Regions from separate parts of the Homo sapiens genome. Here region 1 is linked to region 2. Evidence: chromatin loops called from intact Hi-C (ENCODE). Cell type or tissue: endothelial cell of umbilical vein. All regions are shown on one strand. Links, peaks and the distances in the headings refer to the core of each region. The heading gives the core; the rest is flanking DNA.

Region 1 (16,116 bases), core at 8,806-11,305, 92 kb before region 2:
TTTTGTTTTTCCTGGAGTTTCTAATTGCCTTTTTATTTTTTCTTGCCATGTTTGCCTTTATCACAATCTGTGTTCTCCAGAAATACTATGTGTCTACATATGGTGGGTTTCCCGCCACCATTTAATTTGCTGGGCATTCTGTGGAATCTTTCTAAGTGCAGATTTGCTTCGTTTTATTTTTTTTAATGGCTGCTTCTTCATCATTTGTTCTATTCTCTTTACAAGGTTCTTCTGTTAGTCAGATATTTGATCTTGCAGTTGGGATCTCTGTGTCTCTTCTTTTAATCTTTTTTCTAATTCATCTCTTTTCTCTGGTTTTTGCTTTGTATTCTAAAGAAACTTCTATATTATTTTCCAAATGTCTACTGAATTTACTCTCAGTAATTAATATTTTTAACTTCAAAACATCATTTTTTGTTCTCCACTTGTTGGTTTTTAAAGCATCCTCCTCTGGTTTTCTGTAATATTTCTTTGAATTACTGTGAATTTTTTTAAAGTCCTCCACATTATCTCTGTTTCTGTCAGTGTTTAGTTTTTTTGGTTAACTTTTTTGTTTTTCCTGTGGCTGAATTTTTTAAATGCCTGGTGATCTTTGAATATCCTTTGGCTTTTTTAAAGTCAAAACGAGCTAAAGGTATAATTTTTATACAGTAAAATACACCCATTTTAAGTGTGTGCTTTTTATGAGTTTCGACAAATTTATTCACCTACTAACCACCACCACAATCAATATCTAAAATACTCGCATTATCCCACAGGGCCCTTTGCAGTGAATCTCCTCCCTCTACCAGGACCCCTGCCAACCTAATCTTCTTTCTGTCATTATAGATTTGTCCTTTCTAGAGTTTCATATACACAGTATCAAAGAGTATTATGTTCTATTATATCTGGCTTTCATTGATAGTGTTTTTGAGATTCATTTATGTTGTTGACTGTTTGAGTAGTTCATTTTCCATTATATGGATTTACCACAATTTGTTTATTCATTCACCTGCTGATGATCATTTCTGTTGTTTCCAGTTTAGGGCTGTTATAAATAAGGCTGTTGTGAATATTTGTGTACAGGTCTTTGTATTGATATGACATATGCTTCATTTGTATGGTAAATACCTACAGGTAGATTGCTGACTGGTATGGCAATTGTGTATTTAATTTTTAAGAAATTGTCAAACTTCTCCAAACTGGTTGTTCCATTTCCAGTGCTAGTGTATAAAGGTTCCATTTGATTTGCACCCTCCTGAACACTTGGGACTGTCAATCTTTTTATTTTTAGTCATTCTATAGTGAGTGTGAACTAATAACACATTGTGATTTTAATTTGCATTTACTTGATGACTAATGTTGTTGAATATCTTTTCATTTGGCTATTGACCATTCTGATACCTTCTGTTGGGAAGTTTCTGTTCAAATTGACCGTTTTTTAAAATTGAGTTATCTTATTGTATTGTAAGAGTTCTTGAGCAGTCTTTTGTCAGCTACATGGATTACAAATATTTTCTTCAGGTCTTTGGCTTACCTTTTCATTTCCTTAATGCTTTATGTCAAACAGAATATTTTAATTTAACCTAAGTCCAATTCATCTTTTTTTTTCTTTGATAGCTTATGCTTTTTTGTATCCTATCTAATAAATATTTGTTTACCTCCAGGGCATATAGGATTTTTCCTATGTTTTCTTCTAGAATTTTATAGTTTTTGCTTTTATTTTAGATTTGTGATGCATTCAAGTCAAGTCTTTGTGTTTGGCTTGAGCTAAGAGTTCAGGTTCATTTTTCCTGTATGGATATCCAGCTATTTCCGCACCATTTATTGAAAATACTTTGCTTTCTTCATTTTGAATTACCTTGGCAGCTTTGCTAAACATTAGTTGAGCATATACATTTGGGCCTGTTTTTAGACTCTTTGTTCTTTTGCATTGATCTATATATCTATCCTTTTGCCAATGTCATACTTTGATTACTATAATGTATAGGTCTTAATCAGGTAGTATACATTTTCCAGCTTTGTTCTTGTTTTTCAAAATTGTTGTTGCTCTTCTTTTGTATTTTCATATAAATTTTAGAGTCAGCTTGTTAGTTAACACAAAAATTCTCCTATTGGGATAGCATTTAATCTCTATTAATTAGGGCGAAGGCATAGATATTGACACTGACTTCTGATCACGAACATGGTGTATCTCTTCATTTATTTAGGTCTTTAATTTCTCTCATCAGAGTTTTGTAGCTTTTAGTGTAATGCCCTTGCTTGCATTTTATTAAATTTATCTCTTTGCATTTAATGTTTTTGGATGTTATTGTAAAAGGCATTGTTTTTTCTTTTTAAGTGTTTGTCATTGAGAGCTATAGTCTTTTTTGTATAGTGACCTTGTGTCTTGTGATCTGAAAAACTCCCTTATTAGTCTGGTAGCTTCTTTGTAAATTTTAGTTTTTTTACATACACAGACACATCATCTGAGAATAGACAGTTGTACTTTCCCCCCTATATATATATATGTCTTTTATTTCTTTTCCTTTCTTTTTTTGCCCTGGCTAGAACCTCTAGAAAAATGTCAAATAAAAGTGGTGAGAGCAGATGTTTTTGGCTTGTTCCCAATAATAAGGAGAAAACTATTCAGACTTTTGCCCTAAAGTATGATGTTAGCTGTAAGTTTTCCTAGGTGTCCTTTATCAGATTGATGAAGTTCCCTTATATTCCTAGTTTGCTTAGAGAGTTTTTCATGATTGGGTACTGAATTTTGTCAGTGTTTTTTCTGAAGAATTGAATTGATTATTTTTTTAAAAACTCTGTTATTGTGCTGTGAATTATACTGATTGAATTTTGAAAGTTAAACCAAGCTCACATTCCTGGGATAAACCCTACTTGGTCATGATGTAGCCTTTTTATATATTGCTAAAATTTTGTTAAGAATATTCATGAATGATATTGGCCTATAATTTTTTTTATAATAACTCTGATTTTTGTTCTGAGGTAATGCTGGCTTCATAAAACGAGTTGAGAAGTGTTTCTTCCTCTTCTATTTTCTGAAAGATTTTGTGTAGGATTGGCATTCTTTCTTTCTTAAACATTTAACAGAATTTACTAATGAAGTCATCTGGGCCTAGCATTTATTTTTGAGTAGGTTATTAACTACAAATTATATTTTCTTAATAGATATGAGACCTTATAGGTTAGATCACCTTTTATAATTTTGTATTTTTCAAGGGATTTGTCTATCCTAGGGTTTTTTTGGGGGGGTGGTAGTTTATTGGTATAGATTCTTTAACTCCTTATCTTTTTTAATGTCTGTAGAATATGTAGTGATGTCCACTCTTTTATTCCTGATATTGGTAATTTGCATTTTCCTCTTTTTATCTTGACATACAGATAGAGTTTTGTCAGTTTTATTGATGATAATCCAGTTTTTTGTTTCATTAATTTTCACTTCTGTTTGTCTGTGGTCTCTTGATACTTATTTTGTTTTTATCTTCTTTTCCTACTTACATTGGGTTTAATTTGTTCTTAGTTTTAGCTTCTTAAAATAGAAGCTTGGATCTTCAAATATATGCATCTTCCCACAAATTTGAATATGTTGTGGCTTAATTTTCATTCAATTTGGGTTATTTTAAGCCATTTTTAGTTATATATTCTTTAATCCATGGATTCTTAAATTTCCAAACATGTAAGGGATTTTTCTAATTTCTTTCTGTCTAATTCTGTTGTGATCAGAGAACAATTCTGTATGATTCTAATACTTTTTAAAGATAGTAACACTTGCTTTGGTCCAACATATAGCTTATCTTGGTACTTGTTCCATTTGATTTTTTATTTATATATTTCCAATTTTCTCCTCACTGTGTCCATGTTTTCCTTTAAGGCCTTGGGCATTTTTGTAGTGTTTATAATAGTTTATTTAATTTCTTTGTCTGCTATTCCATAAGTTCTGTCATTTCTGAGTCTATTTCTATTGACTGATTTTTCTCCTGCTTATGGGTCATGTTCTGTATGGCTGCATGTCTAATAATGTGTTATTGGATGCCAAACATTGTGACTATGACATTGTCAACTGCTGGATTTTGTTCTACTCCTTTAAAGAGAATTGGATTTTGTTCTGGCAGGCAGTAAAGTTATGTGTGGTTCAGTTTTATACTTCCAAGGCTTATTTTTAGTTTGTCTCTTTTGTTGTTGGGGAGAGGATCTAGTGTATGTAGGCTTTGCTTCCAGGCTAGTTTAGCCCTACTAAGACATTACTCTTTTGTAGTCTCTCTTCTTTGGCTGGTAAGGAGTTTGAAACATTTTCTGCCCTCTGTGAGCTCTGGAATCATTCATCTTACAACTCCTTGGTGATCTTTTCTCAGAAGCTGACCTTTCTTGACTTCATGCAGTTCCACATGTGTAGCTTAATATTCAGCCAGGGACTCAATAGACCCCATGTAGATTTCTGGAGCTCTTCTTCAGTATTGTGTCTTCCAAATTTTAGCCACTTTGGCCTCCTTGTCTTCTCAACTCTGATCTCTGCCTACCCAGCTGGGCAAGACTACAGAATTTACAGAACTCTGAGGTTCCTCCTTCCTGTACCTGTGGTCTGGAAATTGCCTCCAAACAGAAAGCTAGGGCAATCTAGGGCTCACCTCATTTGCTTCCCCTCTCTCAGGGATCACAGTCCTCTACTACCTATAGTCCAATATCTGAAAGCAGTTGTTTCATATGTTTATCTAGTTTCTAGTTGTTTCTGGCAGGTAAGAAGTCTGGACCTTCTTGCTCCCTTACTGCCTTGTATGTCCATTAGTTTTTATAAAGACTGGTTAGCTAGTAAGACTATTAAATAGGATCTTTTCCTCCCTGCTGGCTCTCATTTCTGAGTAAAATTTTTGGGAGACTTGTTTGGCATAGGAATCTTGGGATGGGAGTATGCTTCACAGGCTTTACTTTTGGGTGGCTGGAAAAATGGCTGTCAGGATGTGGAAAAACTCTCAAATGTCACAATAAGAAATGGTTTACTCCAAGATCTTAGGTACAGGGATGGCAATAGGAATGCTAACTGGTGCAGTTACCCTATATACAGACATTTAGTTGACTCCCCTGAATGTGGGAAGAAAATGGCTGCCCTTCTTCCTCCCTTTTTCCATTGCACCTGTTGACTCGTAGTCCAGCTTCTGCTTCCTCCACGGTGCCCTCATGGCTTGTTCTAGGGCAGTGGCCTCCCTTCTAGTAAAAATATTTGAGCATGTCACTGATATTCACTGAATTATAAAAATTATGTACATATACAGATATATTATTATATATTTAATAAAAATAATGATTTTGAAATGAAGGGGTACAAAATACCTAAAAATAGAAGATATTTTCTTAATACATCTCCTGATTATATGTTCTTCACTTTGGAGACTACTATCTCTTTGGTGACTTCTTCCATCACCTTATTTCTGTTTATTTTCAGTCACCCAGCAAATTTACTAAATTCTCTCCTTTTTGTGTATGTGGGACGCCCTTTTGTAATTATGGGTTTATTTCTTTTACTGAGAAAGAATGGAGGCAAATATTTGTGATAGGTCCACCATTTTGAACTGGAAGTCTGATTACACTTCTTAAAATAAATTTTTGAATAATCAAAATGTCTTTTTTTTTTTTTTTTTTTTGCAATTCAGTTTGCTTTCCTGGTTGGGAGCAGAAGGGCTGCAGCCCAAGAATTGCTTATTACCTGCGGGAAGTTTTTGTTATGCAGCAGTTCTTAAATTTGGGTAATGTCAAAGGGCATGTGAACCAAGGAAGTTGTCTGCTAATTTCACCAGAAGCAAAAAAGTTTAAGAACAGCTGCTCTGGAGAAATATTGGGATCACATGAGATATACTTTTCCCCTATTTATTCCACATTCCTTAATTTAGAGGACAGTATAACCATCTGGAGAGGATCCATAATTGAAGAAAGAACATTGTTTCATTCTTCTGTTGCTGATTGCACCTGGCTATATAAATTCATTGTCATCTTCTAGGTTTTCATACTGTTGATATACCATCCCTGAAACCAACAGCTGATATAAATTGTAACATAGAAAAGCTAATTTGACATCATATTGGGAATGTTAGCCAATTGATTTTTCTTAAGGGAAACAAACTGAAAAAATAAGCCCACTATGAATTAATTCTTTGCAGGAAATTCCCATGTCTGATTATTTAAAAGAATAAATTCTGCATGCAAATGAATCATTACAAGCTTAATTGAAGCTTGCGGGATACTCAAGTTTACTCACTGTGGTGTGTTTTTGATGGAGACAGGAAGTGAAAAAGCAAGGTCTATGAGACTTTTTTTTCCTATGAAGTCTCAGCCAGTCTTTTAATGTTTCTCATTGAGAAACTTTGGTTGGGAGGGTAAATGACTCAAGGTATCTATTGCTGCTTAGCCGTTTTTAAGGGGGCATTTCCCCCCATGTTCCTCCCCTCCCCAAAATAGCTAATTATGTACTGGAAGTTTCAATACATTGTTCACAGTTTGTGAAGTCAGCATATTTCTGGAAGCTCACTGTGAATGTAATTCTTAACTGTACAAATGCTTTTGTTTCTCCATCTCTGCAGCTAGCTCTGTACTGTAAGGACACAATTCTATCGCTATTTTTTCCCTCACATTTGATGTGGTAGTTTGCATACAGCTGCAGAGTAGACAGTTACCTTTGAAAGGAACATTTGGCTGCTCTAATTTGATTAAAGAAAACCACCTCAATCATTTCTAGACTGAGAACGTTTTCATTTTAACTTGGCAGTAGGAGTTGGGAATGTACTCATTGCACTTAGATATGTGGGGGACCAGTTAGGGAACAAAACCAACTGCTTGAATGAAGAAAGCTTTGGTGCATTTTTTTTTTAAAAGCAAGCAGTATGATTCCCTTTCTGTTTCCCTCTCAAATTCTCTACAACCTTGATTTTCACCTCCATCTTCTTTTCACGGTTATTTACTTTGTAATTCCAGTAAACGAATTCTGGCAGGAATAGACTGCTACCCTAAAGTGATTTGTGATTTAAAGGACTTCAGGGTCCTTAAAAATTATCCCATTTTACATAGAAATAAAATCCCAAATCATGAATTACTATGAATTGCATATATTTTCTTGGCCACTGTTGAGAAAGGCAAAAAAAGTTGTTAGATCATGGGTGTACAGACCAAGGCTGGGAATTTAGTTGTAACTTACTTAGAAGAAAATTGCTCCTTGTCAGAAGGCTGCAGTCAACTCACATATATGCCCTTTGTTTCTGACATAGAAGAGGGTCTGATCACCAAATTAGTATGACAATTAAAAATAAATTCTGGTGATTGTGAATTGGCATCAACTTTATATATGTTTTTAGAAATGATTGAGCAGTGGTTAATGTCTGTACGGTAAACCATGAACAAACTTTTGAACCACAGCTCAGTAATTCAATATATGATATCCTTGTGAAAGGTACTGTGCTGTCATCTTAAAAAGTTTGAGTGTGGGCCAGGCACAGTGGCTCATGTGTGTAATCCCAGCACCTTGGGAGGCTGAGGTGGGAGGATTGCTTGAGGCCAGGAATTTGAGACCAGCCTGGGCAACGTAGTGAGACCTCATTTCTACAAAAAATATTTCCTAAAATTTAGCCAGGTATAGTGGCACTCACCTCTGGTCCCGGCTACTCTGGAGGCTGAGGTGGGAAGATCAAGGCTTGAGCCTAGGAGTTTGAGGCTGCAGTGAGCCATGATCACACCACTTGACCCCAACCTGGGAGACAGAGCAAGACCCTGTCTCAAAAAAAAAAAAAATTGAATGAGAAAATTTAAATTAAAAGTCTGAAGCTACACATGGGCCTCAGAAATAACAAACACTATTACTTATTGATTATTGGATATTATTGATTACCTAAGAGAGGAGGTCAAATGTGGGTTCACATTCCAGTTCTGCCACATGACTATGTGTCTTAACCCCATTATGCTTCCTACCTCTAAGCTTCAATGTCTTCATTTGTAAAATTAGGACACATATTAAGTGATGTCTCTGAAGTTAGGTACCTTTTAAGTGTTTTGTTTTGTTTTGTTTTGTTTTTTTGAGTTGGAGTCTCACTCTGTTGCTCAGGCCAGAGTGCAATGGCACCATCTTGGCTGATTGCAATCTCCACCTCCCAAGTTCAAGCGATTCTCCTGCCTCAGCCTCCTGAGTAGCTGGGATTACAGGCACATAGCTAATTTTTGTATTTTTAGTAGAGACAGGGTTTCACAGTGTTGGTCAGGCTGATCTCGAACTCCTGACCTCATGATCCTCCAGCCTTAGCCTCCCAAAGTGCTGGGATTACAGACATGAGCTGCTGCGCCTCGCCCTTTTAAGTGTTTGATACTTGTCAAGTACTTAGTTGCCTTACTTATTCCTCTCCTTCAGAATATTTTGTAGGGGGGTGGTTTTGTTAATAGGATTGGTGGCAGAACTTGACAAAATCTTCAAATTCTAATATTATGTGCATCTCTCATTCTCTTGGACAAAATGATTAAGTCCATTAGGAATCTCTCAAGTCTGCCTACTTTTTCTCTGGTTAAGTGTGACATTATATCAGGTAGTAGTTGCAAGGGCAAGGCATAGGTACTACGGACATAGGAGCTGTTCAACAAATGGTTGCTATTAGATGGAGTTACACTGTCATCTTGAATGCCACCTTCTGCCATCTTCAAGTGCTATAATTATTTCCACATTTAATCTCAAGACTGTTCACTCGAAGCCACCCCAGTTTGTTCTTCCTTCTGAGAGTCAAAGGCCAAGAAAGAATCTTTTCATTTTGTTTTTACACACGGTAAGGAGGGCGTAAATATTTTCAGCCACGTGTCTCAGTGTACAAGGATGGTGAAGGGACTAAAACGATGTTTGCCTAAAGTACCCTGCTACATTGGGGTTTGAGCACTCAGGATTTCTAGTAGATACAACATTATAACTGTAGTTGAATCCCAGGCTCGTTCACAATGCTTATTTATATAGCTGAAGAATGTCCAATGAGTAAAATACTGCAGAAAGCAATGCTGGAGACCTGTGGAAATTCTATGAGAAAATGCTGGGTACTGATTATTTATGTTACTTCAAATTTTCTTTCTCTCAATAAAGTATTATTTTGATATTTCTCCTATATAATTGCCTTTTTTTTTCTTTGGCGCTGGGGGGGTTCTCATTCTGTCACCGGGCGCGATCTCGGCTCACTGCAACCTCCGCCTCCTGGGTTCAAGCAATTCTCCTGCCTCACCCTCCTGAGTAGCTGGGACTACAGGCACGCACCACCATGCCCAGCTAATTGTTGTATTTTTAGATGGGGTTTCGCCATGTTGGCTAGGATGGTCTCAATCTCTTGACCTCGTGATCCGCCCACCTCAGCCTCCCAAAGTGCTGGGATTACAGGCGTGAGCCACTGCACCCGGCCTATAATTGCTTTTTTTGAAGTATATTTATATAGCCCTTTACTATTGAATTCTGCCCATCTACTTACTATTACTGTTTATCTTCTTATGTCACTTCCAACCTGGGTGACAACTTAAACATTCAAATCCAGTAAAATTATTGTATGTTTCTAATAAAATGCATAGAAGCTAGCCTGAGACTGAAGTTTTGTTTTTTAAAAAATATGTAATGAATTCATCACTTCTTTTCGTCATGACAGTTGTCTACTTCTTAAGTGCTGTTAATATAATTACGTTCACAGCAGCAGTGAGGGAGACTGGGGGAGGATTGTTATTCCCGTCTTGCAGATAAAGAAACAGACAACGTAAATGACTTGCTCAAGGTCAACTGTCTGCTGGCAGAGTCAGGACTAGACCACAAGCCTTTTGACTCCAGGGTGTTATTTCCCCTATTATATAGTTTTTCTACCTAATACTACAAGTGTTTCAGTCATGCAAAGGTCATTTGGATTTGACTGTTTTAGTAAGACCTGCTTGGCAAATTAAATGCACATAAACTGCATGCTGACAAAGGCATGCTGTTTATTTGAAGAGGAAGCTATCTTGACTTACTGGAAACTAGAGGTATAATGGCTTAATTCTGACAGATAGTAAATGATATACATATACACACACATACACACGCATATATATTTTCAAACAATCTATTTTCATAGCCATATCTAGAGACCAGCATATAGAATTGACAGTGTTAAGTAGTGTTATTTGTTAGGGTTCATGCTGCTTCTCAACTTGGTGGCAGTTAGCTTTCCATGACCTACCCTGCGTTACTGAGAAAAGGATGGAAGAGTAGCAGGTCAAAGGAAGTACGCATACCTTTGAATCTGGCACCAGAAGTGCTGACGAGGATGTTGCATATGCTCACGATGACTCAGCACTTCCTGGTTTCTCTTTTCAGCCACACTCTGGCTAATGATATCGAATGACCTTGGTTCAAACTGAGAGTTTCAGGGAACCTTTGGTTTCTTCATCATCAAAAATTTGCAGTCTTTCCTTTCTGTTTTTAATTAGTTAATGGTACTAGGTATGAACCATTATATTTCACACTGGATTAGATACTTTTTGTTCTTAAGATGGTCACAATCTAAGGAAGTAGCTTTGACCCTGGACTATAAATAAATATACCCTTACCTCTCAAGTAAGAGCAGTCCTGCTATAACTCATTTGGTCTTTTATTGTTTCTGTGCAACCTAATAAGTAGGGCAGGAGTGGAAGGAAATGGAGTTCAAACTTCAGTTGCACTGTTTGCAGCTTTGGTTTTAGGAAAGGCTTAGTGACCAGTAAGGCCAAGTAAGGGAAGGTAATTGTGGATCTGCCCCTTGGGTCCCTCATCACTTTCTGAATGGTCCAGAATAGGTCTACCATGAGTGAAACCAGATTGTCGTTGTCAATTAGTTTTATATTTAGGATCAGCCACAATTTTTAGACTCTAAAATTATTAACATTGAGCACATTTGGAGATGAAAATTTTCAGAAAACATTGAAAGTTCCAGGAAACCTTGAAACTTTTTAAGCCTGAGTTTTCCTGGGCTATTGAGAGTTTCTCCATGTTGACAGCCAATTTGTTTTACAATTTATGAAACAATTTAAAAACCATTTTATAGATTATCTAGATATATTTCTTTAGAAATATATCTTCATTATTAAAGGAAATCTTAAACCAGTGGTTTGCAGTGAAGGAAATAGCTATAGTATAGCAAAAATATGCCTATATTTAAAATACAAATATTTATTGTTAAATGTGTTTATGTGTTTTCATCTTTACAGAGGCCTCTAAATAGCCAGGATTTCTGGCCCTTTAACTGCTTCCAAATAAGCAAAAGTAAAAATTCCTACAGAAAACATAGCCCTGACCTTTTTGCACATGTAATCCAAACAAAAAGTTAGCTTTGAAATGGAGTCTTGTTACATAATCATACTGAAAATATGCAGTAATATGTATTCCTTTGAATATCTTTCATTCAGAAACATATTTTTGTTTATTTGACTATCCTCCCAGCTGAAAATGGGTTATGTTCTGGTTGTTCATCTAACCACCCTACCTCAAAATACTTGAGAAATCACATGAAGAATTTCATTCCAAAGCATACAATTTTCAGAAGGGCTCAGGACATTGGAAAATTGCACATTGGATTTAACTCCATTGATGATTTAAATAAATAGCAAATAATGCAAGAAGATAGATAAACAGAATATACAAACACAGTTTTTACTAGGCAGAATACCTGTCCAATTAATAGTGAATTATTTAAGCAGCATTTACTTTATAGAAGGCACTTTAAGTGAATCATTTGTTTCAGATCTGTCTGTAACATTTCTACCAAACTATTTGGCCGACTATACCTTATGGTATCAAGCATTCTAAATGTGAGAATACTGGCCAATATAGGCAAAAGCAAAGAAACCTCCCTCTTTTCTTGTGTGTTCTCTCAGATGCTGCTATAGAAATCTGAGAATTGGGAGCATATGCTTCAGACTGCAGGCTTCTGATGCTGCCCCGCAGCAACACAGTAACTGGCATTTTGGTTCACTTTGCATTTTACTCATCTGCTGATTTAATGAGTGTTCTGTGTATTGAGCAATAGCAGGAGTTCTACTTAACTATCACTAAACATAAAGAAGAAAAATACCATATGAGGTGTCTAGTTTTTTTTATTTTCTTTTTAATTTACAGGGGAGTCATCTGTTAACTTGCGTAATTGAGGAATAGAGCAGTCCAGTTAATAAGAAAGCTTAGTTATTAGAAAGTTGCCATCTCTTCTGAGTCCCCTTTTCAAAGGATTAGAATGTGATAAAATACACTTAACACTAAAACTCATAATTTAATCTTTGTTGAGCATTGAGAAGATACTTCAAGATATATCCTTTATTGTACCCTAATAAAATGGTAGTTATGATGAATGATGCCTATGCTTGCTACTAGAGAATTATAGTTAATAAAATTTTCGCTTGGTTATACCGTTTGACTGTTCATCATGATAGATAAGAGAAGGCCTTGTGTCATGTCCAATGGAAACACGAAGTCAATTGCTGAATTATGCTTGGTTAGGTATAAAATTTCACTTTTTAAATTTATTTATGGAGGGAAAGGTTGAGATAGTACTAGTGAAGGGCAAGCAGGAAGTTTAGGTGGAGAATAAAATAATGAGAAACCAGAAGAAAAATAATATGTATTTATATCTATACCTATTATATATATTGATATATATCTATATAGAGAGATGCAGAGTTAAATACATTTTATTTTTAGATAGATATAAACTTACATATAATTATGTAGATATATTTATAAGGAGATGTGTATCTATGTCTAGATAAAGAGATGTATATCTATCTATATCTAGATAGATATCTCTAGATACAGATATATAATCTAGATATCTAGATATAGATACAGAAATCTGGAGATATATACATCTCTCTATCTAGATATAGATATCTCTAGATATAGATATACATGTCTCCATATAGATATAGATCTACTTTCAGAAAGTAGATAGAGTAAAAGATGACCAAATTAGAAGAGATCAAATTAAGAAAACAAATGATTTCTTAAAGTTTTAAAAATATCATGGAAGGGTAAAAATTCATATGGCAAAAACTTCTGGATCTAGAGGCTCTCAAGATTAGGTAGAAAGAATAAATGAGGTTAAGGGGAACAGAGGACAGGTGGTGAACAAACCAAAAAGTTCAAGGGAGTGATACAGAATTAAAACTAGTTCAGCTCCAAAATTGGTATAAGCTACAACTTCAGTATGGCTTATCTTAAATTGTTGACCTCTTGCCCAAAACCTAAATAAATGTGTATTTGTTTGTCCTCTTCGTATTATGTCTCTTGTGGGAAACACAAAGTAAATTTTTCTTGCATTCATCTAGCTTATGGTCTTACGGTAGAAAAATATGGATAAAACAGTTGTTATCAAAATGAAGAAATGCAGTGAAGCGCAGGTAAAGGCTCACAGCCTTTCTGTCTAGTGCTCTGAATGTCAGAGTGAACAAAGGAGTTGTTATACTTGGCATGCTAACAAGAGAAGTCGGTCTGTTCCGCATGTTGCAAAATTTCTATTGGTTTTTATTGTTGGCATTAATATACACGATATCCTGTGCCCGTCATCTGGTTACACAGACATTTTTGTCATGTTATAACATGAACTGACTGCTTTAAATGTATAGGTAAGTGGTAATCAATTTACAAAATTAGGTTCTTCATTCCTCCCTGACATCCTCCACTCCTTCCCACCAGGGTCTGCCTCTTTGCATGTGGACACGTGCATATCCATTTTGCACTTTATTACATCGTTTTATAAAGATGCTAATAAAGTGATAAGTAGTGATAAAAGTAAAGGGATGGTGGGGGGAATCACTGACAAAACAAAAGATCACTTCAGAATCTACAATTGTACATGTTTTAACGGGCGTCTTTGATAGTCCTGGATACAGGCTCAGAACACTTTACTGAATTTTGGGAGAGTTGGGAACATACTTCTATTTATATTCATAAGTATAGGAAGAAAAGCCCCAACTATCTAGGTTTATCTCACGTTGAGGATTAGAAGCTTCTGTAGACAGTGTATTTCAATCATGCTTTTTTCAAGAAGATAGATTTTTTAAAAACTTATTTTATTGTGGTAAATAAAGGTAATATACATAACATATGTGGTCAATAAACATAACATACAATTTACAGTTTTAATCATTTTTAAATGTATAATGCGGTGACATTAAGTACATTCACATTGTTGTGCAACCATCACTGCTATCTCCAGAACTTTTTCATCATCCCAAACTGAAATTTTGTACTCACTAAACAATGACTCTTCACTCCCCTTCCCCTACAAGAAGATACATTTTTAAATAACATTTTAAAATCAGAAGAGAACCGGTAGGTAGTTTATGCCATAGCCAGTAACCTTAGGGTTCAGATTGGAAATAATAGAGACCCACTGAAACTAGCTCAAGAAAGAGGGATTTTATTGTACGGGGGGAACAAGGTTCATGAGAATCATTACACTTCTGGTCTCCTGGAACAGGGGTTCTGGATACCAGGAGCCTCTGTGGAGTGCTTTAGGATAGTTCTTAAATCGTTTCGAAGTTTTACTAAGCCTTTTGAAGCCATGTAGGTGTTACTAGACCGGTATAAAACTGCATGCCAAGACTTCATGGTAGTTTTTTTTTGGTCATAACATCCTTTCCAATTTCAACTATAGCACATCATGATTACACTGAGGGAGTTTATGAAGAGTAGGTTTCATGGATGAACATTATCAGTCTTGACCATAGTGACATCTTGAGCTCACTCATTTTGGTGGGAAAATCATGCTTTCAGAGTGAAAAGTTGGAACAGCATGACGGAAAATGGATTTTTATTTTAAACCATTGAGAAGAAATGCTGTATGACTTTATGATGGCTAGGAGATACCTTACATATAATTACCTCACAAGCTGATGCTTTTACCAACTAACCCCCAAAGCAGCATCTCTTTGATCCTGAGTGACTTGAGCCAAGGGAAGTGGCAACGTGATGGTGGTGAAGGGTGTGGAGTGGGCAGATTACATGATTCAGTCTCCAACTCATCCCAAGTCTAGCCATGCCCCTCTTAGTATGCCTACTTTAAGGGCATAGGCTATGTGGCCAATTTTCCTTCATCGAGATTTCAAGCTCTTTGAATCAAGAGAGAAGGCAATATGTTTATTTAGAGGTTAAGAAATTATAGGCTTTCAGAGTTAATAGGTTATCTAATTTTTCTACTCATTCGTTCAGTCTTTGAACCTAGAATTATACAAACAGTACATGACCAGTATTTGTCCCCCAAGATCACATTACAGCAGTGGTCTTGAACCAGGGGTGAATTTGTTCCCCAGGGGATTTGACAGTCTTTGAACACATTTTGTTTATCACAACTGGGGCGGTAGAGTTTATAGATGTTACTAGTGCTGCGACTACTGCCACTAACATCTAATAGGTAGAGGTTATTGATGTTAAGTATCCTGCAATGCACAGGATGGCTCCCCACAACAAACAAATTTCAAAATGCTGATAGTCCTGAGATTCAGAGCTCTGCATTTCAAAAAGACACTAGTTAACAACAATTTGTAGAAGGCAAAAAATTATAAAGGTCTGCAGCATAAATTGGAAAAAACACATAAGTCCAACCATCTAGCATTAACAAGCTCACATTCATATAATTAGCACTCCTAATATTAGTATTTTTCATTACCATCAATAGGCAAGAAGAGGAAAACCAAGAGTAAGGATAGTCTTTTCCCACAATTGTTTGATTGGGAGCGAGGTGAGATGGCTGAAATGGACGGAGTTAAAGACAACTGGAAAATGTGAGATTTCCTTAAGAGTGTGGCTCAGAACTAGAATCCACGGTGAAGGTTGTTGAAATTGTTGTTGATTTGTTTTGGTTGGCTAAATTTGTGAATTAGTTGTATTTGGACCCTGCTAGGGAATCAGGGGTTTAAAAAAGGAAGCTAACTAGAATGAGGCCTAAGGAATGGGTTAGCTCAGTGACTGGTTCTTATAAGAGGGGATGCATACCCTCAAGTGAAAGGGTCTAGGTAATTCCAGGCAACCAAGACCTCAAATCAGAGCTCCCTCTAAATTATGAATGCATTGCCTCATCTCTGTTCTCAATTGTCCTAATGTATATGGTTGGTATATTATGTTTTATATTTTTCTTTTCATGCCTCCAT
Region 2 (15,605 bases), core at 21-2,520:
ATGCCTGTGCCAAACACACCTGTATAGTTTAGAGAAACATTCCTCTTTGTACCATAATGGAAGAGTGGGAGTATGTTCCCATCTTTTTAGTGACTTAATAAAATTCTCACTAAGTGAATTATATTCTCTTTCTCCAAGAATCTTTTTTTCCATATTACCTTCACTAATAAAAGATATACATGTTCTGAAAACACCCTTTATTCCATAGAAATTACAAAAAGACAACAAGTAAATGTTAAACATGAGAAGACTTTTATTCGACAGCTGTACAAAGTACAAAACTTAATTTTGGAAATTTTTTTTTAAATCTGTAACTGATAAGATTCCCAATATTGCTTTATTTGAGATCATTAACTTATTTAATACCAGAAGTATTACAAAAATTGCCAGGGAAAGCATCAGGAAGAATAGCTAATGAATACTGGACTTGATACCCAGGTGATGGGATGGTCTGTGTAGCTGACCACCATGGCACACGTTTACCTATGTAACAAACCTGTACATCCTGCACATGTACCCTGGAACTTAAAGTTGAAGAAAAAAAAATTACTTACATCCCCTTCCTGTGCCTCTGATGATATTCCTTCCTTACTCTGACCTCAGTGTTGATAGCATTTAGTAACACTAACGGAACCTCGTGGATTCAGAAACTTTGATAAGCCTAGGGGAGAAAATCAATGAAATGGAGTTGTGGCTTTCAGTCAACAAATAATTACTGATCACTTTCTATGTGCAGACGCTGTCAGTGAAGCTGAGGGATGATGGTGAATGGAAATGGACAAGGTCAGAGAGCTTACAAGCGAGATGGAGAGATAGATCTGAATCAGATAGTCACACAAAGAAATGTCTAGTTAGAAACAGAGATAAATGCAATAAAGGAAAGGGATATGGTTTTATGAGGCCATATGATAAGGCTCAAGAACCTGCCTAGGCTAAGGGCCAGGGAAGCCCTCCCTCCTTACCCAGGTCAAAATGTGGGATGCTTAAAGAGGTCACCAGCATCCTCCTGTTGAACGCGCCTGGATGTGGGCCCTGTGAATGTGCGCGTCATGCAATTCGTGCTTGGGGTGTGTGTGTGTGTTTGGAATAACTCATTCCACGGCACCCAGTTGGCACCACCAAGTGACAAAGTGAAGCAGGACCAGAGATCGGAGAACAATGTCATCTTTTACAGGAGAAAATAAATTGTTTATGCTTGTTTCCTCTTCGTGCGTGTTGTATTTACTATGGAGACCTGGCAGGGTTTGTGCCTCGGCTTGGGCAGCCGAGTAGCTCCCACAGAAGCCTCCAAAAGCTGCCAGTGCATACTGAATAAATCAAACCAAGAACATTACATGAGTATAATGGAAAAAACCCAAAGCCCCGTCGCCTCGGCACCTCAGCGAAAGTGCAGGACACACCTCTGAAGCAGGAAGGGCTCCTGTGACTCCTTCCCCTCTCAACATCTTGCCATGACACAACCAGGTCTGTTTTGTTAAAACATCCAGTTGCCAGTACATATTTCATAGTTAACAATGGAGGGTTTGTGCCGGTTTCGTTTTCACTTTCACCAGTGAGGGAAGTGGAACACAATGGGGGCAGTGCACAGAGCTGGGAACAGGACACGTTTTCTTTAGGATTCCCAGGGCTGGGTACATGGAAAATGCCAGAGCCAAAACAAACATGAAAACCCATCCAGATTCTCCACTGCGCGTTCTCAGTGGTAATAAAACACATTTGAGTTACCATCTGATAGGTTAGCTCTGCCTCCACGGTGAAGGCAAATATCGATGACCACTGTGAGAATTTCTGCCATGTAGAAAGAGAATGTATTCCATACTGCACAGAAAGCTGCTGTTGGTGCATGTGCATGCATGTGGCTATCTAATTGCACCAAGTGGATTTGCGAAGTGAATCAAATGACTGATTCCCTTGTTTATAAAAGATAGTCATTCATTTGACTCACCTAATTCTAGCTCCTTCATAAGTGGTCACTGTTGCGAATTAGTTCTGGACAAAAACAGTTCAACTGTAATGCTACTGCCTGGAGGATGTTTTACTCGGAGAAAGAGCCAGAAGTTCCTTGCTTTTTTCCTACATTTGTTCAGCCAGCATCTATCAGGGTATGATACAGAGAATCTGGTTGTCTGTCTTTCTTTCTTTCTTTTTCTTTTCTTTCTTTCTTTTTCTTTTCTTTTCTTTCTTTTCTTTCTTTCTTTCTTTTTCTTTCTTTCTTCTTTCCTTTCCCTTCCTTTCTTCCTTCCCTCCCTCCCTCCCTTCCTTCCTTCCTTCCTTTTTCCTTTCCTTTCCCCTTCTCCTTCCCCTTTCCCTTTCCTTTCCCCTTTCCTTTCCTTGACCAGGTCTTGCTGTGTCGTCCAGGCTAGAGTGCAATGGCACAGTCATAGCTTAGTGCAGGCTCCAACTCCTGGGCTCAAGCCATCCTCCTGCCTCAGCCTCCCAAGTAGTAGGACTACAGGTTCACACCACCACGCCCAGCTACGTTCTTTTTTTTTTTAAGAGATGGGGGTCTCATTATGTTGCCCAGGCTGATCTCAAATTCCTCAAGCAATCCTCTTGTCTCAGCCTCCCAAAGTGCTGAGATTACAGACATGAGCTACCATGCCTGGGCCTGTTTTTCATACGGACACCCTATATGATGCCATTCAAAATCTCAAAAGCCTGAGGCCAAACTGGATATAAAGACTAAGCATTGTCTTAAGATTAATGAGACCATATGCTTCAGAAAGTTTTTCAAGTAAAGGGCTTCTCAGGGATCCAGAAGATGAAAAAACATTTTGCCTCCTACATTTAACATTTTTGGGAATATGCCTCTGTGCTAGTTTAGGGGCTTCTCTGAAGAGTTCTATTTAATGAGATAATTCCATCTCCCCTAAATTTGCTTAACTCAACGCAAGTGTTATATTCATACTCATAGGAGTATGAGACATGGTCCTTGGAATTGAATATAAAGCAACATTTCAATAATTTGGATTTTTGTGTCCTCTTTAATTCTTTGGACACGTGAGCTGCTTGTATTTTAGAGCTGTCACTGCTTCCTTTTAAGGAAAGGAGAGGTGGCAATATTTTGCTTAGGCTTTGATAATATCATAGTGTAAGTTTCTGAGTCAAGATAATGTTTCTCAAATTCTGTAACATTGGCCATATCCATTTTTATTCACTCAGTCCAAATAATGTATTTTAGCATTTCCTACAGTGCCTTCCTTGCACGAGGTGGGCACTTGAGTACATGGTGAATGAATGAATGAATCCTTACGATTCTCCAGTGCCTAGAGAATGAACTGTAACTCTACAGCATGGCATACAAAGTTTTTTGAAGCTCAGCTCCAACCTACCTTTCTGTCTTTCCATCGCTTCTACCCAAAGTGGTAAGCACATAACATAAGCACATATTCTTTATCAGTTTTTCACTATTCTTTGAACTTAATTGCTTTCACAACTCCCTGCTTTTACAAATGAATCAATGAATGGATTTCCTACTCTGCATTCTCCATGTTGCTGCTTGTGTCATTGCATCATCAATTATAAGCATCCAAAAAAATTTTTTTAATTTGTTTTAGACACAACTTTCAACTAATCTTCCCAATTGCCTGCGTCACTCCTTGATAATAACTTGAGCTCTGAGGGAGTAACATTTACACTTTGAATGTGTGTCTGGGCAGCCATTCATAACCTTCAGATAATTATTGTGCTTCATCCCTCTTTATTTGAGATCACAAACCTTGCCAGATCTCCTGACTTGTGCACTTAGATGTTCTGTATGTTATGCTTTTATTTTAAAGCTAAGATCCCTTGGGATCTTTGGAGAAACCATAGTGTCCCAAGAAGGGGTTGAAAATCTCTGCATTGCAGTTTCCCTTAGTCATTTTATCTAGTCCATTTGGGTCCTTGAGAAGATTAAATTTATGATCCTGTTATCTGTGTAGGTCTCTCCAAAAGTTGAGCTCAGACTTTTATACAATTACTTTGTAGTGCCGGATTTTCTGATGCATTTATTGACTTTATTGCTAATCTTCCCAATGCATTTCTAAATGATAGTCTTTGGCTGCTGAACCATTCCTCTTATTGCTCCTGCTTTCTGCTTTCCCCCTCTCTAGGGATTGAAACCCAGGGTGAGTGACATTGTTGCACCCAGCATCTATCTACAAGGATACTGATGATTTTTAAATCCTTCATAAATTTGAATGTTGAACTTTACTGTTGGCTGTGGAGGAATAATCTACCTTCAAATCTCAGGGAAACATCCAAAAGAGAAAAGGGGAAAGCGTAGGAGAATTTACTTTAGCGCTGCTCATATATTTATTTTGAAGGCTGGCAGAATCTAAAAATGGGGCTGTAAATTTAACAGCTCAACCATAAAAACCCCAAAATAAGGGAGAAAAAGCTCTACTACTTCAGGTTTGGATACTGATATAAAGTTACAAGATTCATTTTCCTCTTCTGTCTTAAATTCTTTTTAAAAAATTTCTAGCACTGTCCTTCCCTTTCTTTTTTCCCATTTCGATTTTTAATAATTACTTTTTTAAATGTTACCAATGCTTTGAAATGTACGGAAGTGTTTTATAAATACATGGCTGGCATATTTCAGTTGATAGATTTCATGGTGACGTTAAATACTATCTGCACCTTATGTAACGCTGGATGATTTCAGTGAGGTAGGGACTGCACATGGTATCAGTTCTTGTGGGAAAATATGCTTCAGTGGCTTACTGGCACTGGTTTTGGAATGTGGCATTTAAAAGTACCTTTTTACAGTGGGAAAGAATTCTGTCAAGAATAAACAGTCTGACCTTGTTAAATGGGCCAAAGTCTGTCTGTAACCTAGTTCCAGAAAACTAGCTTTTACTAGTTTAGAAAAAGCAGATTAGAAAAAGAAAAAAAAAAACTGTAAAACTTTTATAAAGTAAAGCATTTAAAAGCTACTATCAAGAATGTGAAATAAATTCCTAAAATGATGGTCTTCACATATATTCATGAGAATGTCCTTACCTGTCTATAAAATCCCATTTTTGCAGAATGGATGAAAGATCAAGACTACAGTTAGTCAGAAAAGGAGATTTTCTTTTTCCTGGAAAGACAAGACTGGCATGTAGAAGGGAGCTGTGGGAACAGCCATACAACATGGACCACTGTGGGAAACAAGCCCGTTTGGGGAGGTGAAGGAGTAAAAATTCCCAGTGACTCCCCATTGCCCACACACTCAAGTCTGTATACTCTGAGCTCCGGAATGCAGCAGTCAACTGTTCCTAACCTTTCTCTCCATTCTTGCTTTCCCACCCACACCAAACCCATCTCCACACACCCTATGATCTTGCTATCCAGACCTTTTTGCTCCTTCTTGAAAAATCATGCCATTAGATTTTATGCTTCCGTGTCACTAAACATTCTCTCTGCTTAGATTGCCTTTCCCATTCCCAGCCTAACAATCTCCTACTCATTCTTCAAGACTCAGATGCCATCTCTGAAGTCTGCCCAACTCCCCAGGATAAAGTTAAGTACCTACCCTCCCGTGCACTTTTGATTTGCCTGTAATATAGTAGTTCTCATATGGTAGTATCCCCATTTGTTTGACTTCTGTCTTCTATTTTTAAAAGATTAACATTGCAAAATAGCCATTTCAGCACTTCAGGTAACAACACACAGGCACATGGTAGCTGCTCAGTGAGTGTTTATAGAGTATATGTGGGTGGTAAAATAGGAGGTTTCTGAGTAGAGGAGGTAGAGGAGGACTGAGGTTGGGAAGGGATGCTGTTCTTTAAATATTGACTTCCCTGAAAGGTGCCATTGTGGTTTGTATCTGCATCCATCTTGAAATTTAAACACCAAGAATTAAACTTATTTTGTTAGTCACTTTCATTGCTAAAATCTTGTGTTTATATTTAGAAGATATTCTGGAAAACCAAAGTTACTGCATTTTACACAAATGCATGACTAGTCAGCTGGTTGGATATTGTCAAGAGTGCACAAGATCTCAGTGATACTAGTTCTTTTTTTTTTTTTTTTTTTTTACTTTTTTTAAATTTTGAGGACTTAAAACAAATTGACTTGGTATTTAAAGTTATATTTCTTCAGCTTTCAGTACAGAGCAACAGAGTAAATGGAAGCTTAATCAGTGATACTCATTCTAATCATAACCACTTTTAATGTTAAATGACTAATTTATCAATATTAATTTAAGTCAGGGAACATTTTTAATGGAGTTGTAATAGAAACCAAATCTTGGGTTCAAAAAACCAATATAGCTTTAATAAAACTGCATAAATGTTTTAAAAATCAAATATGTAAAATCAAGTAATTTGCATATGGGCTTTGGCAAAGTTTTTCAAAAGCTGCCTATGCATTTAAAATATGATTTACTAGATTAAGATGCATTTTAAAAGACTTTACAGGTTTATGTATATTATGTAAAACTACTTATACTGTCTGGCCACTGTAGTTTTTACTTGATATACATTCAAAAATATTGTATTAGGAAAAGCCACAGATAGCCCATTGTGAATTGTAAAGTGTTAATGTCAACCGGGCGCAGTGGCTCACACCTGTAATCCTAGCACTTTGGGAGGCTGAAGCAGGCAGATCATGAGGTCAGGAGTTCGAGAGCAGCCTGGCCAATATGGTGAAACCCCGTCTCTACTGAAAAAATACAAAAATTAGCCAGGTGTGGTGGCGCATTCCTGTAGTCCCAGCTACAGGCTGGGGCAGGAGAATCGCTTGAACCCAGGAGGCGGAGGTTGCAGTGAGCCAAGATCACTCCAGCCTGGGCAACAGAGTGAGACTCCATCTCAAATAAATAAATACATACATACATACATACATACATACATACATACATACATACATAGGATTAATGTCTAAAGAAGAGAGAAACTCACATGTTCTTATACCCAAACTGTCCACTGTCATGCCTTTTATTGGCAAGTAGATGTTAAAAATGTAGCACAATATTTAAGATTTTGACAAGATTGAATAGTCCATTTAAAGTAAGAAAAGCTTTCAAGAGTGACCTCAGCAATTTTACACAAGTTGAAATAAAATCTTGTCTTTATCTTTTCTTTGTATTTATTGTTCTATCTTTATTTCTATAACGACTTCTTGGTTTTAGGATGTGGGGCTGAAAAACTGCATTTAAAGGTCATGTTGCTGCTACTATATGCACAGTACAATTTGTATTTTCCATCAGCTTATCATTTGTAATTTTTGTACTCCTGTTTTTAAAGGCATCAAATTTTTTCAATAGTCGATTGTAGTTCTCAAGTATTGTTAGTCCCATAATATTTTAGAAAAATAAGATATTCATCAATTGCTTTATTTTTAATTCACATGCATTTACTCAGTAATTTTGTTTTTAGAAATTTGGTCTTAGTAGACAATTTTTTAGAGAGAAATAGCCCCATTTATAAGATAGAGTTCACCAAATCCAGTGGCATTTTTTGCAGGTTCTTCCACATTCCCTTTGTAGCATTTGTATATGCGAGTCCCCGCTCCCTTAAACTCTCATGGTTCTTTTTTTTTTTTTGGGACGGAGTCTTGCTCTTTCACCCAGACCAGACTGCAGTGGCGCTCTCTCGGCTCACTGCAAGCTCTGCCTCCCGGGTTCACAGCATTCTCCTGCCTCAGCCTCCTGAGTAGGAGGCTAATTTTTTGTATTTTTAGTAGAGACAAGGGTTCACCGTGTTAGCCAAGATGGTCTCGATCTCCTGACCTCGTGATCTGCCCGCCTCAGCCTCCCAAAGTGTCACGGTTCCTTCTTCAGTTTTTTTGTCTGCATTCTTTGTTCATTGCTAAAATTATTTTAAAATTTGAACATTCCACCAGTGTGGTGGTTAACGCATGTAATTCCACCACTTTGGGAGGCTGAGGCGGGCAGATTGCTTGCACCCAGGAGTTTGAGACCAACCTGGGCAACATGATAAAACCTTGTCTCTACAAAAAATAAAAAAATTAGCCAGGCATGGTGGTATGTGCCTGTAGTCCCAGCTACTTGGGAGGCTGAGGTGGGAAGATCGCTTGAGCCCAGGAGGTAGAGGTTGCAGTGAGCTGAGAGATCATGCCACTGCACTCCAGCCTGGGTGACAGATAGACACTCTATCTTAAAAAAAAAAAAAAAAAAAAAAAAAAAAAAATTTGACCATTCCAGGTAGGTAAAAAAATGAAAAGGGAAAATCCTCAATGATCCTTCCTTCCAGAAAAAAAGCCACTATTAACAGTTTGTTAAATGAACTTTTATATTTTTTGCTACTTGTATACAACCCTCAGTATGGGTGTGCATGAGGGTGGATGTGGATGTGCCTATAATAGTATACATACAGGTTTTCTGTTTGTTTGGGATTTCTTGTTTACTTGTTTCCATTTATTTATCCTAGGCATTTTGTCCATATCTAACATATATTAGCCTGTTATTCTTTTTCTTACTTTCACTGTGTAAATTTACATAATATTTTTACCCAGTCTCCCAGGATGAACACTTGGGTGGTTTCTCATTTTTTGGCTGCAGTGAACATCTTTGGGCTTATGTTTTTTTCACTGAAATACTAATTTCTTTTAGGATAATTATTTAAGAAATGGTACTACCAGGACAAAGGACAAAGAATGCACATTCAAAAATTTGATAATGCCAAATTGTTCTCCAAAAGGGTTTCAGCTCCTACTCCTGCACTCCTTAACTGAATGTGAGAGAGCTCACTGCTTTGTCTCTCCTGAGTGCCTCTGGCCATTGCCTTTGCTGGCGCTTTCTGCTCTTCCTGTCCTCTAATAAAGCATCCAGCATGTTCTGACTTCAGCCCTTTCTGTGTCTGACTCAGGTCCATGGCTGTAACTTTCATCTCCGTGCAGAGGTGTCCAAGTCATCCGTCTGCCCGGGTCTCCTCTGAGTATCAGCCCTCATCTCTGCTTTTCCCCACCTCTCCATCTGGTGTTCCATGGCAGTAGAAACAGATCATAACAAAAAGATCACTCATCAGCTTCTCCTTTCCTAGGCAATTCTGCTTTGGTCTCCTTTGTTTAACTTCATTACTGGTAATCACCAAAGCTAGAATCTTCAGATTTTTTTCTGGACCCATTTATAGCATCATATATTTAGTTACAAGTACAAAATATCCAATCAAAGTGTCTTGAATAATAATAACGTTTAAATCTGATATAAGAAGTCTGGAGATAGGTAATTCTGCAATTGGTGCTGTTGCTTGATGGTATCATCTTGGTTCCGATAACCGAATATTGGGAAAATACCATTCCTTCTTCTTTGGTTAGTTGAGAGTGTCATCCCTCAGGGCCTCAAGATGGCTGCCACAACTTCAAAAGCATTATATCACATACAACAGTATTCTAAGCAGTAGGTGAGGAAGCAGGGGCCAAAAAGGGTTTTATTGTCTCTTTAATCAGGGAAGACAATCTTTTCCAAAAGCTCTTTTCAAACTTCCACTTTAGGTTTCATCACTCATAATTGAATCCCGTACCTACCCATTGACCAATCAGTCTGTAGATAAGCATATTGCTACCCAAAAGAAAATCAGGTTATGCTAGCCAGGAAAGCAGGGGATGGCTGTTGGGTGAACAACGAATGTACAGGCCCTTCATTAGTCTAGAGATACACCCCCACCAAGGCAGCAGGGCCACTGTATAGGTAGGAACATCTGCTGTTGGTTTCTTTCAGAGGCGCACTGATATATTCACCAATCTCTAATAAAATGTTTTATAAAGCACAGTGCATTTTTCCTTACGTGCTCCACATATGTTGAAAGCAGAAAGCTTTAGAGTTTCATGGAAATGTTGATTAGACTAAGAATGATTGCTTACCACACCCACCAGGACTATGATTCCTTAGATTCCTTAATAATAGCAATCAGCAAACACTTTTTGAGTATGAGCCATCTATCAGCAATCAGCAGGTAACATTCTTCTCAGGCAAATTCAGGAAGCTAAGGATTGCTTTTAAAAACAGTGAGGCAATAAGAAAAATTATGTTAAACTAAGAACTTTTAAAAAGATGTGAATTTCATTAATATTATTTACGTAATTTATATTACATAAATAGTATGTTTGTTATTAATATATTCATATGATTAAAAGTAATATTCAGTATTTGGATGCATAAATAAAATACATATATGTATATATGTGTATGTTTTTTTAGTTACATATATGTATATGTAAATCTGAAGTTGCCTCTACAACTCTTACCTAGCCAGATAAACCCTGGTGAATCTAGGAGACAAGCATTGTTAGATCTAGGAGAGTCAGGGAAGGCTTCTCAGGGGAGCTAATTTTTGAGGCAGGCTTACAAGTGAGGAGGAGTTTGCCTGGCAAAGCACAGGGAAAGGTGTGTTCTAGGTATGGGGTTGAGAAACATCAGCTCATGTTCACACACACAACGGCAAAGCAGCAAGAAGTATGTGGGTTGTTGAGCAGAGTGCTTTAAAACCTTTTTTACCCTAAAAAAAAGCAGTCTACTACAATGTGATGAGTGGATTGGTAGGGAGGATTTGGTGTGAATTAAGAAATTGATGGCAGGGAAACCAGCGTGGAGGCTGTTTTAAGAAAGATGTGTGACGAGGGGCTACGTGAGAGCAAGAATGAGATGGGACAGAAACTGGAGGCTGTTAAATGTAGATCCGGGGAAAACATGTTCATGTCAAAATCTGATATGAAATTTACTTTATGAGATAAATAAGAAATAAAAATATATTTATTTAAATCAAATAAGTGTCTCTGGTCATAATTGCCTTCATACTGTACTGTTGTGGATGTGTCCTGACACATGCTCAGAACATAGTAGCCACTACTGATGTAATCACTACTATTTTTACTGGCAGTGGTATTGAATATGTATAGTAATTTCTCCTGGTATGATTAACATTTTCATTCAAAACGGAACAAATTGTATAATGAAGAATCTCTATATGACATCTCACTAGTAGTTGTATAAATCAGAAATTTTCTAGTGGTTTAATGTTTATCCCAATTGTAATTCAGATGAATCTATCATGAAATGACTTTTTTTTCTTTTACAAACAGAGCCTTTTAAAAAATATATTTCTTTTTATCAGGACTTAAATGATAGATGTTTTACTTTATTGGGCCTAAAGTGCCAGTGACATGGTTATGTTCTAATTAATTAGCCACCTATCTTTCTGTTTCTCCTTTTTCCTCCACATAATCCAGATTTTGCTAAAGTTGGCAAATTGTATACCTCACTTGTGGTCGTTATATGACTAAACCCTAATGAGGGTTATGTAATGTAAACAGCCACAAAATACCATAATTTACTTTTTTCCTTAGACAACAAGCACCTTGAGGGAAGAAACGGGCGTCACATAGATTATGCTCACCAAATAGCAATTGGTAATGATGATGCACTTTGAAGCTGTTTATGTCTATTATAAAAGTAATATATACTCATTATAGTCAAATTTGTGTGGTCTTGGTTTATCTCCATTCTCCATTCTTGGTTCACCTCATCCATTCATTTCTCTAAAATGGTAACACAGATTAGTTTCTCAATTTCAAAAGTCAGATAATCAAACTGGGGTTTCAAAGAAAGTTGTAAATTAGTAAAGAAAAGCGTCAAATTTTTTTTCAGCCCTTTTTCGATTTTTCTCTCCTTGGGGCTAATTACCTTCATTCACCCGTCTTCCCTCACTATTCCTAAAGAATAACAAGTTTAGAAATTAGATATTGGATATAATCCAGTAAGAGTCTGTTCAGTTTGAGGATTTTTTAAACAACTAAATATGCCTAAAAATTTCATCATCACCACTGTGTGTCTTCCTCCATCTGCTCATCTGCTGCCCATAATATCATACACTTGATAATGGCTGTTTCTCTTAAGAGAATAATGTCATGTTCTTGAGGCCAGAGATTGTTAAGTTGGAAGAGTCTGGGAAGACAGCAGAATTTAAAACATTATATACCTAGCATTCTTTCTAATACTACATTTATTTATCTTGTGAGAGAGAAAGAGACTGTGAGTGTGTGTGTGCGCATGCACGCACGTTTTCTATATCTCATCAGGTATTTGTGAATAAATAGTTCACACCCTTCCAAGAGAATAAGTCCTTTCTTTTCTTTAAACAGTGACTCCATTGATGTTGTTTTAGAATTTCTTCCCTTGTTTCTCACTTCCTTCTTGGCAACATTGTTTCTGAAGTCTTGAATTGATTCAAGTGTTCCTGGAATATTACTTTTTCTCTCCTACCATTTTCAAATATAGGCAAAGAGATAATTTTTTTGAAAAACATTGCTTCCTTCAAAAAGCAGTATAACGGCTATTATACACAGTATAATACCACAGTACATGGTTAAAGGGACGTATTCTGGAACCAGATCTTTTATACAAAGTTATTTTGCAACTTAACAAGCTGTGTGACCTTAAATAAGTTCTTTAGCCTCTCTGTATCCTGGGTTTCTTCTCTGCTAAAATAGAGAAAATGACAGTACCTATCTTAATAGGATTGTTGTGGGAATTAAATGAGTTAATACATGAAAAAGTGAAGTCCTATAATTAAATTATGTAATAGTAATACTCATCTTTGAACCTGAATATGAAGACAGGTAAAGAAATGAATATAAACCAATGAAACCATTTTATTACTGTTAATCAGTTACTTAGAAATCACTTTTACTAAAGTTTAGATTACTAACATCTTAGGGAGACCATTCTCTCTTTTTTCATTATTATTTCTCAAAAGAGAGAGTGTTTCTGGTATTCCTGAAATGATTATGCTGAAGAAATCTTTCCATTATCAGTTATTTAAACAATGTTGAAGTCTGGGGAAAAATAAAATGTATTTTTTCCAAGGCTACACACGTATCTATTCTTCGAATACAGGAAATTGAATGCACAAATCCAGACAGTTGCAGAATTTTCACTGAGAATCTAAGAATGAATCAGTGTGTTATTGTGAATGGACTGTATAGGCAGTATTAATTGCTTTGCTTTCAGGCACCATATCTCAGTGTGAGATCTCAGAGTCCCAGAAATCCAGTGGTGTTTCTTCAGTCTTTGTTCCTTGCTTACTTTCAACCACTAGGCAAGTAGTTGAGGATGGCACAGAAAAATTGAGTTGTGGCCCTGGAGCACAGACCTTCATGGTTGTGCTTTTCTTCTTTACCACCCACAGGACAAATTCTACAAAGACAAGAAAATTGTTTTTCACGAAGGACATTTTGTGTATTTAATCTCTATAGAGTGGAAGGCAGATGACTGGAAAGTAACAGCTCATTAATTATGAAAGTAAATTTCTTTCCCTACTGTAGTCAAAATTAGCTTTTTTAAAAAGACAGGGTCTCACTGTTTTGTCCAAGCTGGAATGCAGTGGTACAAACACAGCTCACTGTGCAGTCTCAGCCTCCTGGGCTCAAGGCCATCCTCCCACTTTGGCCTCCCAAAGTTCTGGGATTACAGGTGTGAGCCACCACGCTGGCCAAAATGAGCATTTTAATGTTATTTCTGTACTGAGCCATTTTGTATTCCACCGATCACTTCCTCTTGGGAATAGGTGGTAGTTAATATTCAGAAAGGTTCATTTCCCAAATAGGTTAGATTATTCTCCAGTGAATAAGTGACTCATTGTACTATGGATTAGGAATTAATGTCACAGATAACATACACTTCTTTCACATAGTCTGCTTAAGATGTGTCATATAAGAACTCTTTCAGCTATTAACCTTTCAAGAAAGTTAAAAGAAATTCCTGAGGCTTTCAGCCCAGCCCTTGTATAACCTGCACTGTCTTGTTTTGTTTTACAAAGCCATGCAGGAATGCCCCCCATTCAGAAAAGGAGTTGGTACCTAGACTAATAACTGAGTAGCACATTCAACCTGCAATTCTGGAAAATTTGTATTTAGCATTTCATACAATTGCTTATTCTCTAATTTAGTCTTTAAGAACATTTGTCTTAATATTGCTCTTATCTATCTAGTGCCCAATTCAGGATTCAGTTAAGCCACAGTACCATCTCCAAAGAAAACGTACCCTGGCTTTTTTCAGATTCAAGGTAAAGGTGTGGTTTGGCCACATAAGTAGTGTTGTGTAGAAACATAATTCAGGAGCTTCTGCAACATGACCTGACTGGGATCCACCTTTCTTTGGATGCTTCCTGCTCTGAATGCCCACAGCACTTCTTAAGCCACCCAATTCATCCTTTACATGAAACCTTTCACTCTCTACTTAGGTTTCATGTGATTTCCAAGTTTTTTTAATGCTGCTCAAAGCTCTTTGAGACCAGGAACAATGATTTGTGTTTGCTAAGCATGCCTTAGCATGGACCCAAAACGTAGGAGAAGGTTGGTTACTTGGTGAACAACTACTTGTTATATGCTTCCTCTCTTGGTGCCTGAAGGACATCGTAGTAAAAATACTTTGGATATTCTGGATATTTTGTTACTATTTTGTGTATATATGGAATTCTAAGTACACAGTATACTAATGAGGTAAAGAAATTTTCACAGAAGCAAAAACCAAGAGAGTTTACCACTACCAAGAATTTTCTAAAGGATGTACTTCAAAAAGAAAGAAAATAATCTCAAAAGGAATGCCCGAGATGCAAGAAAGAATGTCGAGTACATAGATTGGTAAAAATGTCCAAACAGATTCTTAATCACAGTAAATGTAAATGGACAAAACTCACCAGTTCGATGGCAAAGAATGTTAGATTAGATTTTTAAAATATTTCTCTAAAACCAAGTCTTTGCTTTTTCAAGAAACACCTAAAACTGATCCTCTGTTGAAGGGAACATAAAATGATACTCTACTTTAGAAAATAATTTGGTATTAACTATACAGTTTAACATGCTTATACCATGAAACCCTGCAATTCCATGCCTTAAGTTACATACCTTAGAGAAATTCCTGCACATGTGTACCAAGAGTCATATTCAGGAATACTCTGCAGCATTGTTTGTAATACCAACACTCCAAACAACCCAACTGTTCATATACAAAGGAATGATTAAATTGACACTGGTATATTCCCACAATAGAATTACACAGCAGTGAAAATTTAAAAATGAATGAGCTATAGCTACAGGCAATAACATGGATGAATATTAGCAATAATATTGAGGGGAATAAAACAAAAATGAAGAAAGTTATAAAGCATATGAAATATGTATAAAGCAAATCTAAATATTATTTAGGTATATTTATAGATTAACATTTTTTAAGGAAGGAAATGAAAAACATGAGACTTAGGATAGTGGTTGCCTGTGGGGGTAAAGAGAAGTAAAGAAGCAAGGGAATAGAATTAGAAATACAGAAGAACAAAAGAGAGAGGAGGGCTCTGAGCACCCAAGTAGCTATCACATCATTAAAGCCTTATGTCTACCTCTTGAGTTCTTATTTAGATCCATACTCTTATTTAAAATTTCTTCAAGTTTTGCTATAGTTTCTGCTGGCCAGTCACTGAGCTGAGAGTGTAGAAATTAATGATATATATAAAATCTCCCCTCATTCTTGTCAGGAAGGTGTATGATAAACAAATTAATATATTAGATAAAATCTCTGGGGCCCAGCAGTGCAATAGAGTGCGATACACCGGGAATCTATTTTAGAGGGGGAGGGTGGTCAAAGAAGGTCTTTTGCGTAGGAGATAGGGACAGAGCATCCTAAG

Evidence for each region. Hi-C counts contacts between places; a loop is a spot of excess contacts. Peaks named below come from ENCODE experiments on the same cell type or tissue, not always from the same donor. Only the 100,000 strongest peaks of a DNase experiment are listed, where the experiment ranks them.
Region 1: it touches region 2 in a loop (5-fold over the local background); 5 of 110 quality-filtered maps call a loop at or near these places.

What each region holds. Positions count from the first base shown.
Region 1 is chr7:92,804,055-92,820,170 of GRCh38, reverse strand. The region is part of intron 2 of CDK6 (cyclin dependent kinase 6); the gene reads left to right. Among named protein-coding and RNA genes, the nearest start is that of CDK6-AS1, 24 kb to the left of the region's middle. RefSeq lists enhancers at 9,992-10,101, 10,217-10,361, 10,552-10,601, 9,590-10,789 and a cis regulatory region at 10,284-10,294. In endothelial cell of umbilical vein, for the core only: no CTCF peak of the experiment used is centred there; a DNase peak (open chromatin) is centred at 10,350; H3K27ac peaks cover 1,837 bases.
Region 2 is chr7:92,704,068-92,719,672 of GRCh38, reverse strand. All of the region lies in intron 4 of CDK6 (cyclin dependent kinase 6), which reads left to right. Among named protein-coding and RNA genes, the nearest start is that of FAM133B, 120 kb to the right of the region's middle. RefSeq lists enhancers at 1,426-1,725, 1,746-1,795. In endothelial cell of umbilical vein, for the core only: no CTCF peak of the experiment used is centred there; a DNase peak (open chromatin) is centred at 1,562; H3K4me3 peaks cover 1,147 bases; H3K27ac peaks cover 1,664 bases.